Linked DNA regions of Homo sapiens: all the other regions are linked to region 1. A link is a contact called in ENCODE Hi-C data. All regions are on one chromosome and are shown on one strand. Each heading gives the region's core, a stretch centred on a gene start or an enhancer-like site at or near the end of the contact. The rest is flanking DNA. Distances are from core to core; before and after follow the strand shown.

Region 1 (4,669 bases), core at 621-3,120:
ATTTATTTATTTTTTTGAGATGGAGTCTCGCTCTGTCGCCCAGGCTGGAGTGCAGTGGCGTATCTCAGCTCACTGCAACCTCCGCCTCCCGGGTTCAGGCGATTCTTCTGCCTCAGCCTCCCAAGTAGCTGGGACTACAGGCGCCTGCTACCACGCCTGGCTAATTTTTGTATTTTTATTAGAAACAGAGGTTCACCATCTTGGCCAGGCTGGTCTTGAACTCTTGGCCTCGTGATCTGCCCGCCTCGGCCTCCCAGAGTGTTGGGATTACAGGCGTGAGCCACGGTGCCCGGCCAGTTATTCGTATTATCTTTAATAGGCATTGAATTAGCTTTCTTTTAACTGAATACATTCAACATTAATCCCAGAGGTAGCATTGAGTTCAGCTGACACAATGTTTCAGAATCCAAGCCTTCTGCATCCTACTTTCAACCATTATTTTTTAAACCAGTGTATAAAAATAGTTGTTCTTTGCTCCAATAAAGACATTGGAAAATCCAAATTCATAAACTAGACAGGGTATGAGGGAGTATTAATTAGCATGGCAAACACCCTCCCTTTACAAAATAATCCACTGTCTCTTAAAAAGGCTAACAATGAACGAATGCTGGTATTAGTAAAGAAATCACTGGGCAAAGAAACAAAGAGCGAGAAAGCCACGTGAAGTCCCTGGAATTACAATAGAGATAAGCAGAACGATGGGCCTTGATTTACAACATTGGGACTTAAAGACAACTTTTTGGAACAAGCCACTGGGCACGGCCAGGAAAGGAACCTCCCAGTTGTAATCCATGCTGTTGTAAGACTGTGTGCAAAGAATGCAGGGGTGGAGGGAGAATTGGGATCTACCTGGGTTTCTAAATTTTCCCGGGTTTAATTTACTCGTGCATTCTGCTATGTAAAAGAAAACATATTTTCGACTAAAATCTCCTATCTTATCAACGCCAAGTTTTCCTGCTTCCTATTAAGCAACAAGGTTACAGCAAGTGTAACAAACTGAATGTACTTATTGATGATCTTTCCTGCTCCAGCCAATCCATCCTATCACCTTCAGCCTGGCTCCTACCCTGGTCTTCAGTTTACACTTGTGCCTCGTCCCTTATCAGCTCCCCATGAGATTCCAGGCTGCTATTTTAATACTCTGTTACTATCTTAAATCGGGTCGCACCCGTTCTTCTTGTCGGTGAGTGAGGGGCTGCGCTCCAAGTTGCGCGACCACACTGCGGGGAGTAAACGGAGACGGTGACTTGATTGCCACCCGCGCGCTTCACATCGGTGGGGCCGACCAGGCGCCCAGGGCGCACGCACAGCGCCCCTAAGTGGCCGCTCCGGGCGCCTTCTCCCTGCCCCGCCGCGTCTCGCCTGCGCGGGCTCCAAGCGCAGCCTTAACAGGCTCCGAAACTTGAATCAGCGCCCCGATCCCGAGAGGGCTCTTCCTTCGGCCCCATCACTCCCACAATGGAAGGGCGGCCGCCTCCGGAAGGCCGTCCGCCCCCGCGTCCTCGCACCGGCCGAGCCCCGCGCGGGCGCCGAAGAGGTGTGGGTAGCCGGGCGCCAGAGGGGTCGGGCCCCGCCTGCGCCGGAAGTCCGCGCGTGCGCGCTGGCCGGCCTGGAGCGCGCGTCCGGCGCAGAGGGGCGGCGGGGGCGGGGCCGCGGCCGCTCGCAGGGTGTCCCCGCCCCCGCCCCCCGGCGTTCCGCGGTCGCCGTGACAACCGGAGCGGCGGCAACGGCGGCGGGCTAGCAAGTCCGGCGCCGCCTCCCGGCGGTACTGCCAGCCAGGCAGCAGCCGCCCGGCCTCCACGATCTCCCCGCCTCCCGGCCCGCGGGGAGGGACGAGCCCGCCCTCCACCCTCCGCCCGCCCGCCCGCTGGAGAGTGAGCTGCGCCCAGCCGCCCAGCCAGCCCGCCGTTCTCTGGCCGCCGTCCGGGCGCGCGCAGCGAGCGGGCGCGACTATGCCAAGATGGTCCTGCAGGCGCGGAACAAGCACCGGGAGGCGGCTCCCAAGCCGCCCCAGCCACCCCGCGCCTCACAGTCGCCGCTGAGGGGGGCGTCGGACGTCGGCGCCGGGGAGCCGGGGCCCGAGCGCGCGCCCCTGTCCCCGGGGCGCAAGGGCGCCGCGGGCAGGAAGGGGCCCCGCGCCGAGCCCGGCGCGCCGCCCGCCGGGGGCGGCCTTGGGGGGCGCCTGGCCGCCCGGCTGCGCTGGGCGCTGGGCCTGCGGCGCGCGGGGCGCGGCCGGACCTGGACCACGCTCCTGTTAGGTGAGCAGCCCTAGCGCCGGCGCCGCCGGGACGCGGAACTTTGAGGCGCTGGCCCCCTCCCCTCCCCTCCCCTCCCCTTCCTTCCCCTCTCCTCCCGCTTCCGCCGCGCCGAGCCCCGCCAGCCGGACCAGCCAGTTTGCAGCCCTCTCCGACTTTTTCTCTGGGACATTCTTACCTTCTCCTCCCCGCAACTCCCTGGCTCAGCTCTCCTCGCACGCTTCCCACCCGCGCTCTGCCTGGGCTTTAAAAGAATGGCCCGGGGATCAACAGCTGCCCGGCCTGGCCGCGGGCAGCAGGTCTGCGCTAACGAGACTTGAGCGCTGCTGATTGGTACGACTGGCCGCCTTCCCGTTATCTCGGCCTCTGACCGCCAGGATGGTTTGCTTTGGCTTGGAAACGATTCCGTGGAGCTCAAAGCAAACGCACGTTCCATGTCGTAGAGAGTTGCTTAAACTTATAATTAAATTTTAGCGTACTTTTTTCTTCCTGGCCGCAAACGCCGCTGGTGGCACTTTATTTGTGATTCCCCTCGACACGTCACTTTCTAGGTTGTGTTGTGTTTGGGGCGCCCGAGCCTTAATCCTCCCTGCTGCCCTTGGAACCTTTGGTGAGGAGGGCTCTCCTCCCCTCCCTCTGCCATTTACCAAATGGATGATGTGTAATGATGTGCTGAAAAAAAAAAACAAAGTTGACGCATTCGTATGTTTCGGACTGACTTCAGGTTTCCTCTGTTTCCTGGTTGAATTTTGATAAGGCAAGTTGTAGCAGTTTGGATAACAGGCCTAATTTTTCTAAGTCAACTAGTGAAATGCTGTTACATTGCTTTTTTCTATATGCCTCAGTGGGCTTTTCGCTACTGAACTATTTAATTACTGTTGATTTATCCCTTAGTATATTTTCAGATTCCCTTGGTGACTCAAAGTTCCCTTAGCCAGGAGTTGGGGTCCAGTATAAGTCAAGGAATAGGACACAGCAAATTGGCTTCCCCTGAGATCACAGCCACAAATAAAAGCCACTCAGTCATAAAAAGCCAGTCATCTCTGTATGTTTTAATGGGCTCAAGAAGGTTGTTCCTAGGGTACTTTTTTTCCCCCCATTGCCGATTCAAGCCTAGAAAAACCAAGTTTGTTTTTCTTTGTTTGTTTGTTTGTCTGTTTCCAGCACATTTCCCCCCGCCCCCTTTTTTTTTATCTCAGTAGCAAGCTTGAAAAGCTGGCTAGTATGCAGGTTAGAAAAGCTCACCTTGGGGAGGCAGCACGATACAGTGGATGAGGCAGAGCCTTCAGATCTAGTACACAGCGGTTCAGTTTGGTTTAAGTTTCAGGTTCCTTTGTGAGTCTTTCGTTCTCTGCTAGTGGGGGGTTATCACATGGCGAATTTACTCCACAGGGATCCACAGGATCTGTTAAGGATCATAACTAAAAGGTGTGGGTGATACATGGGAAGATACTTTGTGTTTAGAGCACTTGACACATTGTAGTTGTTGTAATAAAAGAAAGTGTGTGATGCTGATTTGAGATCTGATGACAGAATGGAGTTGCATTTTTATTGAATGACTAAACATTAACCACTTTGTAGTAAAATATAGAATGGCATTGCTTCTTCAGGGATGTTACAATAACAAATCTTAGAATAATGATATTTATTGCTATTTTCTGCATATTTTCTTTTTTGATTGCGTTTCCTTTGAATCTTCTTTGGATGGATGCATGACTTATATTTGGATGACTTACCTTTGGATTTAGTAATTCCCATACCTAAATACAGTTTTGTATTAATGTAACAGTATAGCACGTTGCTTGACTTGCCCCTTTGAGCATTGAAAGGAGGTACAGTGAATGTGGTAGATTGTATTTTTGGGTGTACCCTGGACCATGGCCATCAGATATATGGAAGTTGGATGAACAGACCCAGGTCTAGAGACTTTCTGTCCTTGTTAACCCTCTGCATGAGGCCCCAGGGCACCTTGAGAGATGATTCTGCTGAATGATTGGACCTGGGTTGCTTCTTTCTCTGGCTCTGTACCGTCATAAACTGATGTCAGACCTATTTCTTCCCCACGATTATGCCCTGCCACAGCGTCAAAAAACCACTCAGATCCTGCAGAGAGGAGCAGAGTTTAGACATTTTTGAAAGCTGCCTTATTTCCTGTTTTCTTCCCCCCTCCCAGAATGAGTGAGAGTTGAGCTGACATTATACAGTATTTCAATGTGGGACTTTAAAATAGCTGTTTGGTTTTCCACATTGCATTGCATATTCTTTTGTTCATCAAGAGTTCATTTGTAACTGATCAAAAAAAGAACAATTATAACAACTAAATATTAAGCTAGACAGAAATGGATTCATTTCTATTTAGAAAGTAATTTTGTAACTTAAAGCTCCGTGATAGAAACACACATTTTCAAGAGTTA
Region 2 (4,669 bases), core at 889-3,388, 3.9 Mb before region 1:
ACTTTATTGTAATCAAGAGAGTATACTGAATGCGGAACAAACTTGGGGAATTGAGAGTTTCTACGGTTAAATGAGCAGAGGAAAACCTATAAAGTCTGGCTATATCTTTAATAAGACCCATAACACCCTTCTTGAGAAAGAGAATAAACATTCTCATTCCAGAAAAGTAGAAAGGCCAGGAAGGCCCAGAGTGGATGGCCTTCAGCTTTGCTTGCTTGGGCTGCTTGACTTCTCACCAAAATAAAATGGAACCATAAAACAAAAATGACCTTGTGGTTAAGACAGTGGTAATAATCCCTTATTTTCCTTCTTCATCCCAATCTCATCCATTCAGCATAGAAGAGGAGATTGCCCAGTTGGAGAGGCTGTAGTCCTAGAGGTTTATGGGTGGCTGTCACTCATAACAGAAAAGAGAAAATTGGAGTTTGTGAGGAAAGTCAGAAAAGTGGAAGAGCTCATTTTATTTCTCTTTCCCGTGGATACTCGACTGAGGGCTTCCACAGTCTCTTTGGTCTGTATTAAAGTTTTTCTGGGATCTGGAGTTCATCATGAGCAATGTTTGGCCCTGGGCTGCTTTGCAAGAGATTTTAGAAACTCTTGGGTTAGGTTTATACTTGCCCTAGGTTTATACTTAGGGCATTGGGTGCTTGCTTATGGATTTCTTTTTTCTTTTTTCTTTTTTTTCAGATAGGGTCTCACTCTGTTGCCCAGGCTGGAGTGCAGTGGCACCATCAATGCTCACTGCAGCCTTAACCCCCACCTCAGCCTCCTGAGTAGCTGGAACTACAGGCGCACACCATTATGCCCGGCTAATTTTTGGTATTTTTTGTAGAGACAGGGTTTTGCCATGTTGTCCAGGATGGTCTCAAACTCTTGAGCTCATGAAATCTGACTGCCTTGGCCTCCCAAAGTGCTGGGATTACAGGTGAAAGCCACTGCACCTGGCTGCTTATAGACATTTAAATGCCTCAGGGTGGTCTATCCTGTCGGCTGAGTGATTAGCCCACTGGAAGAGGAACCCCAGCAAGGCTTGGAGGAAGAAGATGGAGGTAAGGCTGTTTAGGCCCTGGGGAGAAGACAGGTGTCTCAGAGATGATGTCACCTTGGCTTCTGGGCCATTGAGGAATCATGGGTTGAGCAAGCTACAGACAGAGTACTGAGTCCATGACTTCCTACTGGGTCAGAGTCAATGAGGCACAGGGAGTCAAAAAAGGTACTGAGGCAATCACCACATGCTGCCATTTGCAATGCCCTCTGCTGGTCACCAGCTACTCCAGTGAATGGAAATTGTAAAATGTCTGTCTTTGGACAAGGTGCTGCAGATTCCTGAGGGTTAAGAAACAGAATTCATAATGTTCAGAAACATGGAGAAGGAATCAGTCATTCTGAAGGCTGGAAGTAATACAGTGGTTGTGCAGATTTTGACCAAGGACAACTTCATATTGTGTCTTCACTTGAACATTTACCTATTGAATATCCTCAACAAAAGTTTAACAATTAATTTATTAAACAACAGAGATTTTTTTTAAATCAATGTTCATATGACAGGAGAAGACAAAGTAGCAAGCAAAAATAATGATATTATTTGTTGGCGTATAAATTTTCTCTGACTCTCCACTGCAAAGACTGCTTTATATTCACTGAATATACTTAAAAAAGAGAGAGAAAAAAGGACAAGAACACTTTTAGAGTAAGCAGCATTTGGCAATCACAGAGACTTTGGCATCAGGCAGGGCTGAATTCTATTACTAGTTCTGCCTCTTACTAGCTGCATGACCTCTGAGCTACGGTATTCTCCCCTATAAATGGGGATGATAGTAGGAATTGCTGTGAGGATTAAATGAGATAATTTATGCAAAGCTATAAACCCAGGGCATGACATAGTAAGTGCTTAATAAACACTAGAATAACTAGAGAAACAAGAACAACAATAAAATAAGCTATAGTATTAGCAATGGTTATGTTCACATCCTTCAAAGCAGAATTCCATTGAGTTTGGAGAATTGGCAGCAGAAATGAACCCTAGCAGGTCCGTCCCCTAGAAGAGATTTCCAGGCTCAGATGAAGCTAAAACTACATTTCCCAGAAGGCCCTGGGCCAAGTGTGTGGTTTCCTCTTATTTCCGGGTCTGTCAGGTGACTCTCCCGTGGCGCCATGGCGGAAGCAGAGGAGCAGGTAAAGGGTGCAGGTGGTAGTTGAGGGCACAGGGATATAGAGACTAGGGTGGGCTGTTTGGGGAGGGTGGAGTGGAGTGGGTGGAGGTGCGGAGCTGCTGGAATAGCGCAAGGCAGGTCCGCGGCAGGGCGGGGTGGGATGGCGAAAGTTGGTTTCGGGGAGCAGAGAGGATGCCAGCCCCGGGAGGGCACCTAGGGAAAGCGCTCTGACACACCCCCGCGTTCGGGCTGCCTTTCCTCGGGCCCCATCCCTGTGGCCTTTGCCCAGGGAAATTTTGGCATGAAGGCAGGCCCGGCTACCTCAGGGACTGACTGCCTGTGGGAGGAGGAAGAGAGGCCGGGTGACTGAAATTTAAGTTGCTTTCCACTTGAAGTAGGACAATAAGAACTAGGAGAGAGTAGACGATGAGTTTTGTTTTGTATCTATTGGAGTTAGGTACAGAGCTGGAGCACTGTTGCGGTGCAGCAGGGATTAAATGCATCCGTTCTGGAGCAAAAATGCCTGGGGTCCAAGTGCTGGTTCCTTTTCTTACCCAATGTGCTACTTTGAGCTACTTATTTAACTTTCCAGTGTGAGATGGGGGTAATAATAAGGCCGTCCTCAGAGGGTGGTTTAAGATGGAGAGAGGAGTTTATACACAAAGTTAGAGTACTTAGAACTGTTGGGCTTAGTAAAAATTAAATGGGATTATTTGTTGCTGGTAGTATCCAGTCAACAACTGGCAACGTGGCACTGAAGTTTAGGGTAGAAATTGGTGATGGGAATATGAATTATTTTCATATAGCAGTAGTGGTAATCACACATTTTATGAAATGACGAAGTAAAATAAAAAAGACAAAAAAGAGAAGCAGACCAAAAAAGAGGCTAGAACTTGGGGGAGATAACTTAAGTTTCCATTTCCAGTGTTATTTCAGTTGGATACTGTTTTTCTTCACAAGTTAACAGGGCTGTCAGTTGCAGTCATTGTCTCTAAACAGTGACTTGATGATGGGCTGTTTAGTATCATAAGAGTCATTTACCTAGTTCAATAATTTTTACTATTTTCAACATACTTCATTTGTTTTTACTTCATAGTGAAAATTTGTTCTGTATATATTTTATATATGCCAATAATTGAGACGTTTGACTAGGTAGAAATTTGGTTTGGCTGGTCCTTGTGATAACAAGATAACAAAGTCTCTTATCTAACACTAGAGACTCCTATTTCCATTCTAGCAGTTCAAAGGAAAACACTCATTAAGAACATATCATTTCATGACTGCCATTGCTCCTTTGAATAAGGGTGAGATTGTTTTTCACATTGTGCATCTTTATTTCATGTTGAAATGTTTGTTTTATGGTTTGATTTGAAAGCAAAAAACTGAGTTTCATATGTTCTTAGATATAGTGGAATAGAAATGGAGAGAGTTGCTCCTAGAAAAACCATTGTTTTTTCTTCCATTGAAAAAAACCTATGAAATATTTACCACTGTTTAGTGCAGAAGAAGAATTTAACAAAGTTGTCTGATATAAAAATGACACATACAAAATTAGGGATATAATAATGTTTCACATTTGTACATTATTTTCTAGTTTTAAAAACCCTTCCATATTGCATTTGGTCTTCCCAAAAGAATTCTATGAGGTAAATGTTTACTCTCATACATGGGTGAAACACCTCTGATATTCTAGACTTTCCAGGGGCTTCTAATCTTATTCAGAGGAAAAGCCACAGCCATTACGGTAGCCTGGTTGTCCCACAGGACCTTGACCCAGCTGCCCTTAGCCACCTTTTCTTGACCTCATTTTTCCCACTACTCTCCTTCCCTTCTGTGACTCTGCATCAGCTGTACTGGCTCTCTTAGTCTTCAAAAAGCCAGGCAGGTTCCTATCTCAGGGCCTCTTTGCTCATGCTGTTCCTTTTTGAGGAACCCTGATATTTACAGGCTTCCTCATTTCCTTCATGTCTTTGTCCAAGTGTTCTTTTTCATTGCGACCTTCCCTGACCATGCTTTGAAACCTTCCTGCATTATTTTTCCCTATAATGTGCATCACCGTTTGACATACTGTATTATAAAATTTGTTTTTTTTTTTTTCCCTGTATATTTCTGTGTACCTCTTACCACAGAGCTTGGAACATCCTGACAAGGATTTGTTCACTGCTGTATGTCCAATACCTAGAATATTGCTTGTTACTTAATAAATTTGTGTTAAATGATTGACTTTTACTGATAAACAAATTGAAATTCAGGCAACTTGAGTAACGTGCTCAGGCTTATATCTATAATATAATAAATCTCCAGTCCTCTGTCTCCATAGCTCATGACTTTTCACTAGAATACCCTACCTTTTTAAAATATATGTAAGAACCTAAATCTAAATAGTTTTTTTACTTTATGAAGTAGAATTAGCCCTTTCCATTTTAATGATTTTCCCTCAAGCCACCATTCCACTTTGATGCTTTAACAGCCAATATGTAGTTGGAGTGGGCATTCTCCTCTCCAGTGGTGTCAGT
Region 3 (4,669 bases), core at 1,464-3,963, 3.1 Mb before region 1:
TGATAGGGGACTTTCATGAAGAAAATAAAGCAGAAAAAACACTAGCCTGAAAATGAGCAGGGTGAAAATTTGATAGAAGTTTGGCCATTAGATGCATTATTTTAAAACTCACTGACCTTCTCTGGGCCTCCACAGCCCTAGCTCTAAACTAAGAGGGGTGAATCATGTGATCTCTAAAATGCCACATCATAAAACATAATTTTAAGTAATAGAGACTTGCTGCTCAGGGTAGCAAGGTTGGAGGTTAACAGGAGGTGGGGTAGAATGAATTAGGCTTTGAAGTAAACCTAATGGGAGTTCAAATACAAGCTCCATCAGTACTAGCTCAGTAGCTGAAGTGTAAGTTTCCCTCACTATCAAAAAGGCTTAATATTTTCCTTTGCCACAAGTTGGAAGGAATAGAATGTATGTAACATACCTGGCATATCGTAGGTACTAAAAAAAGGCAAGCGTTATGTTCCTGGTCAGTAATACAAGCTCTAATGAAGAACAATAATCCACTTGCCAATGCAGCTTCCTAGAATTTGGCTTGGAGAAGAGCAGGGACCAACTGCCACTGCTTTCCAAGTGGAAGGCAGGTACAGGTAATAAGAAAGAGTATTCACGGTTGGAAGTAGAAAGGATTAAAAGCAGGGAGCTTAAGAAAAAGCAAAGACTTTGAGTTCTGCATATAACAATGGAAAGGAAACAAACTACATCGGATAAGGTGCTGAAGGAAACAAGATCTTTTCATTAAGAGGGCCTCTGGAGAAAAAATATATACACAATAAATTACTGCAATGATTTCATAACCAAAACAAAGCAGAAAGTTGGCTAGAGTTTATGAGTATCACTAAAAGAAAACAAGACTCTGCAGTACACAAATTATCTTTCCCTTGCCTGCCTGTAAGGCTCACATGGGATACAAGATGATCCAATCCCTGTACACCTCTCCAGTGTCACCTCTGACCACTGTCTCCTCACCTCACCCTCCCCTAGGTTCACTCAGCTCCAGCCACACGGGCTTCCCTCTGTCCCTGGAACATGCCAAGTTCATTCTTCCTTTAGCTCCTTTACACTGTTTATATCTGCCTAGAAACTTCCAGCCCATTTTCTCATGGCTGACTCAGCTAAACATTCAGCTATCACCCAAAATGTCACCTCGTGTTACCTCCTTAGGGAGGTCTTCCCTGACCATCCCATTTCTCCATACAACCCAGTCACTCTCAAACTCTCTACCCAGTAGTATCTTTTCTGACATTTATTCCTATCTAAACTTGTCTCTTTGATTTACATGTTTATTATATTCTCCAACAAAAGTTAAAGTCTTTGAGGGTATGGGCCTTATCTAAATTGCTCACTACTCAATCTCTAAAACCTAAAACAATGAGTGGCATAGACAATCACTCAGGCAAACTGTCCATTGAATAAATCCAAATGATGTTAATCACCATCCTTCTGTGAACATAAGTAAGGTAATATCCCTCAGAGGCTGTTTCATTTCATTTCTTTCATGCAGTTTTAGGCAATGCAATAATGCAGTTTTAAAAGACCAATGTTTGAGACAGTTAGATTTTAAAGACAGTGACTTCTACACGACAACATATTGTATGTTTTCATTTTATGAACATGAATAATCCACCACCTTATCAGAATCCATCAATAAAACAAGGATACCATAAGTCGTTTTGTGAGATCCTGCTTCTAGAAAGAGGCGTATGGGTAGATATGGTATACAGACGGGAATTACCTTTCAGAATTCTTCCTAACAAGGAAATGTGGCAAACTGGACTAATTCCAGTAAAGATTTAATTAGACCCGTTACTTGGTTACCTTGCTAAACTTATCCAAACTAGTACTGTGTCAAGTGATGAATTCAGTGATTCCATCTGTGAAATAGAAGACAAATGACACAGTGAACAAAGAAAAGTTCCACAATGTCCACCCATGTTTGAACTAAAAGAGAGGGGGAAAAATCCCTAACCCTAAATCAAAAGTATTCAAGCAACTAAGATTTCAAACAATGGCGAGATATCTACGAGTAGGTGAAGCAGTTAACTGAAACCACAGGGAGAACATTCATGATTCGTGCTTTCTTTCTTTTTTTTTTTTTTGAACACGACTTTTCTCAATGAATAGAAGAGACTCACAACCGCCTGTGTCTGGACAACCCACGCATTACACCCAGTCACCAATTCTTGGTCCTTCTTGGGGGCCCATGGCGCCAGCCCGGGGCCGACCCCACCGGGGACTCCTCAGGGTCCGCAGGCTGGAGGAATGAGGACACTCCCGCTACCTATATCCATCCCTGAATCCCGGCCCACGCCGTGGGAGCAGCGGGGCTCAGCATTCTGCAACTTCACTCTTGTGTCCATTATGAGCACAGCCTGCCTCGCCCCTCCTCCTCCCCTGGAGGCTCGCGCAGGACTCAGGAAACAGAACAGGACCAGGATATGGCCTCCGTCCGCGGGTCCCCTGTACGCCCCCATGTAAGTCATCTGACCCAGGAGACTCAGTTTTCCAACCTGTCAAATAGGGGAACGAGAAACCCAGCCTACCTTAACGGGTGGTTCCTGGCCGGCCGCCCCAGGCTGGCCCGGGAACTGCGGATCCGCGGTCGCGCCCCGGCCTGAGGGGCGGGGCTTGGCGGGGCGTGACCGGGACCCAGTCCAGCGGACAACGCGCAGCCCACCGCCCGCACCCAGCAGCCCCGGGACCTCCGGCCCGTGACGTCAGCACGCTGACGTCGACGCACACAGCTCGCATCTCGCTCGAGGGACCAAAGACCCGACTGGTTCCTGAGTGCCTCCATAGAGGAGCCAACCTATTGGCCAGATGACATGTCAATCTTCTACTGACCAGTAAACGACGCGGGAAGGAGGGAGAGGGCGAGCCGGTCTGCCTGTAGGAATGGGTGGGAAATCTGGGCATCCAGCTTTGAAACACGGAGCTGGTTGGACTTTCCCGCATTGTGCATCGCACGGTTTAACAAGCGCCCGCTTCCTCTTCGTCCGCGTTTCTGCGCCTTCCGCTTCCCTTCAGTTATTCGGTGGGGGTTTATGCTCCAGCTCGTGGGAAAATGTCATGGAAATGGGTTTCAGGGCCTCTTGGGCACCTCATGCTGAGCCCTCCAGGAATAAAAACAGGGCATACCATTTCTATGTCGGTACTCAGCTCAAGAGTCACCTCTTCTAACTCTCACTTCCCCCAGACCTATTTAGGATACCTTTTCTCAGCGCTCCTAGTTCATAACTAACATCTCTAAGCGGTAGTCACATTTAATTATATCTATATGTCTGTTTTCACACGAAGTTAGGCACCTTTTATTGTTTTATTTAAAATTTAATTAAACTTTTCTCCCAACGGATGCTACACTTATTCACATTTTTAGAAGTACAGAGGTATACAGTGAACATTCTTTGGATCCCCATTTCATTATTTGTATATTTTTCCAAAGTCATTCTAAGTACCGTTATTAATTTTAAATTACACAAGTAAGATTTTGTCCATGCGAAAAAAAAAAAAAGCTTAAACGTTACAATTATGCTTATATCCCTTTTAGGCCCTAATTACAAACCCAGTCTGTAGATGATGACTCCTAGTTCCTGTGCATTTGCAAGTGTAGATGTTACTTTTTTACACTTAGCATTGAAATCTTTCCATATCTGTATATAAATCTACCTCATTCTCTGAAAATGCTGCATGTCCTCAGAACCAATATGTGTATATATATACATACATAATTAATGTACCATTCCCCCACCCTCACGTTTGTTTATTAATATTATTATGAGAAGCAATGGTACCATAAATATATATGTAGATGCCTTTTTGTACTTAGGTCCAAGTATTTCTCTAGAGTGCAGATACCAACAAGAGAATGTACTGGATCACAGAGTTTGCACGATGTAAATCCTTAATAGATTTCACTGATTTGCTCCCCTGAGTAGTTGTTTTAACTTACATTCCCACTGCTAGTATTTGAGCAATTTTTCCCTGTATCCTCGCCAATACTGATAAAATACAATTTAAAAAAATTTTATAAACTGATAGATGTGAAAACCTTTTAAAGCATAACACATATACAAAATAAGTGTAATAATCATAAGTGCTTGTCTTAGTGACAGTGTGAACAAACTTGTGTAACCACCGCCTCACAGCAAAATTTTAAATGTTTACCAGCAATTTAGAAGCTTTCCTCATGCTCAGTCTTAGTCATTATACCCCTACACACAGATAGGCACAATTCTGAATCCTACCACCCAATTAGTTTTGCCTGCTTCTGAATGTTTATAAATAGTCATACATAATACGCACTCTTATGTGGCTCTTTTTGCTTAATACTATATTTGTAAGATTGATCCATATTCAAGAATATAATAGTTTCATTTTCATTTTTGTATATAATTCTAAAATTTACTTGCCTATTCTACTGTTGTTTGACATTAGATTATTTAAAGTTTGGGGTAATTACAAATGACGCTGCTATGAATATTCTTGTACCTGTCTTATGATGCACATAGTTACACATTTGATTTTGGAAGATCCCTGGAAGTAGTGTTACTATGCACAGGGTATATATTCAATATATTCAACATTAATAGACACTGCCAAATAGTTTTTAGGTTTTACTAATTTATACATGCCCTAGTCGTGAATGAAAATTTCAGTTACTCTGCATCTTTGCCAA

The links. A loop is a pair of places that touch in the nucleus more often than their neighbours do. Pooled maps may share reads with other maps.
Region 2: a map of CD8-positive, alpha-beta T cell shows a loop between it and region 1 (15-fold over the local background). The contact joins the promoter of VPS41 here to the promoter of DPY19L1 in region 1. A Hi-C loop is called at or near these places in 3 of 168 maps with a recorded cell type or tissue (CD4-positive, alpha-beta T cell, CD8-positive, alpha-beta T cell and OCI-LY7), 1 of 37 single-sample maps with no recorded cell type and 6 of 50 pooled maps.
Region 3: a map of CD8-positive, alpha-beta T cell shows a loop between it and region 1 (7-fold over the local background). The contact joins the promoter of STARD3NL here to the promoter of DPY19L1 in region 1. A Hi-C loop is called at or near these places in 1 of 168 maps with a recorded cell type or tissue (CD8-positive, alpha-beta T cell), 1 of 37 single-sample maps with no recorded cell type and 14 of 50 pooled maps.

What each region holds. Positions count from the first base shown.
Region 1 is chr7:35,034,686-35,039,354 of GRCh38, reverse strand. It overlaps DPY19L1 (dpy-19 like C-mannosyltransferase 1), which reads left to right and starts at 1,870. Exons shown (of 22, transcript NM_001366673.1): 1 at 1,870-2,258. The coding sequence starts at 1,961. It overlaps LOC105375228 (a long non-coding RNA gene), which reads right to left and starts at 2,569. Exons shown (of 3, transcript XR_001745162.3): 1 at 2,434-2,569. RefSeq lists an enhancer at 1,031-1,260 and silencers at 1,311-1,980, 2,011-2,180.
Region 2 is chr7:38,906,660-38,911,328 of GRCh38, reverse strand. It overlaps VPS41 (VPS41 subunit of HOPS complex), which reads left to right and starts at 2,138. Exons shown (of 29, transcript NM_014396.4): 1 at 2,138-2,175. The coding sequence starts at 2,155. RefSeq lists an enhancer at 2,031-2,130.
Region 3 is chr7:38,176,289-38,180,957 of GRCh38, reverse strand. STARD3NL (STARD3 N-terminal like) reads right to left here and starts at 2,713. Exons shown (of 9, transcript NM_032016.4): 1 at 2,538-2,713. RefSeq lists a silencer at 2,457-2,736 and an enhancer at 2,987-3,066.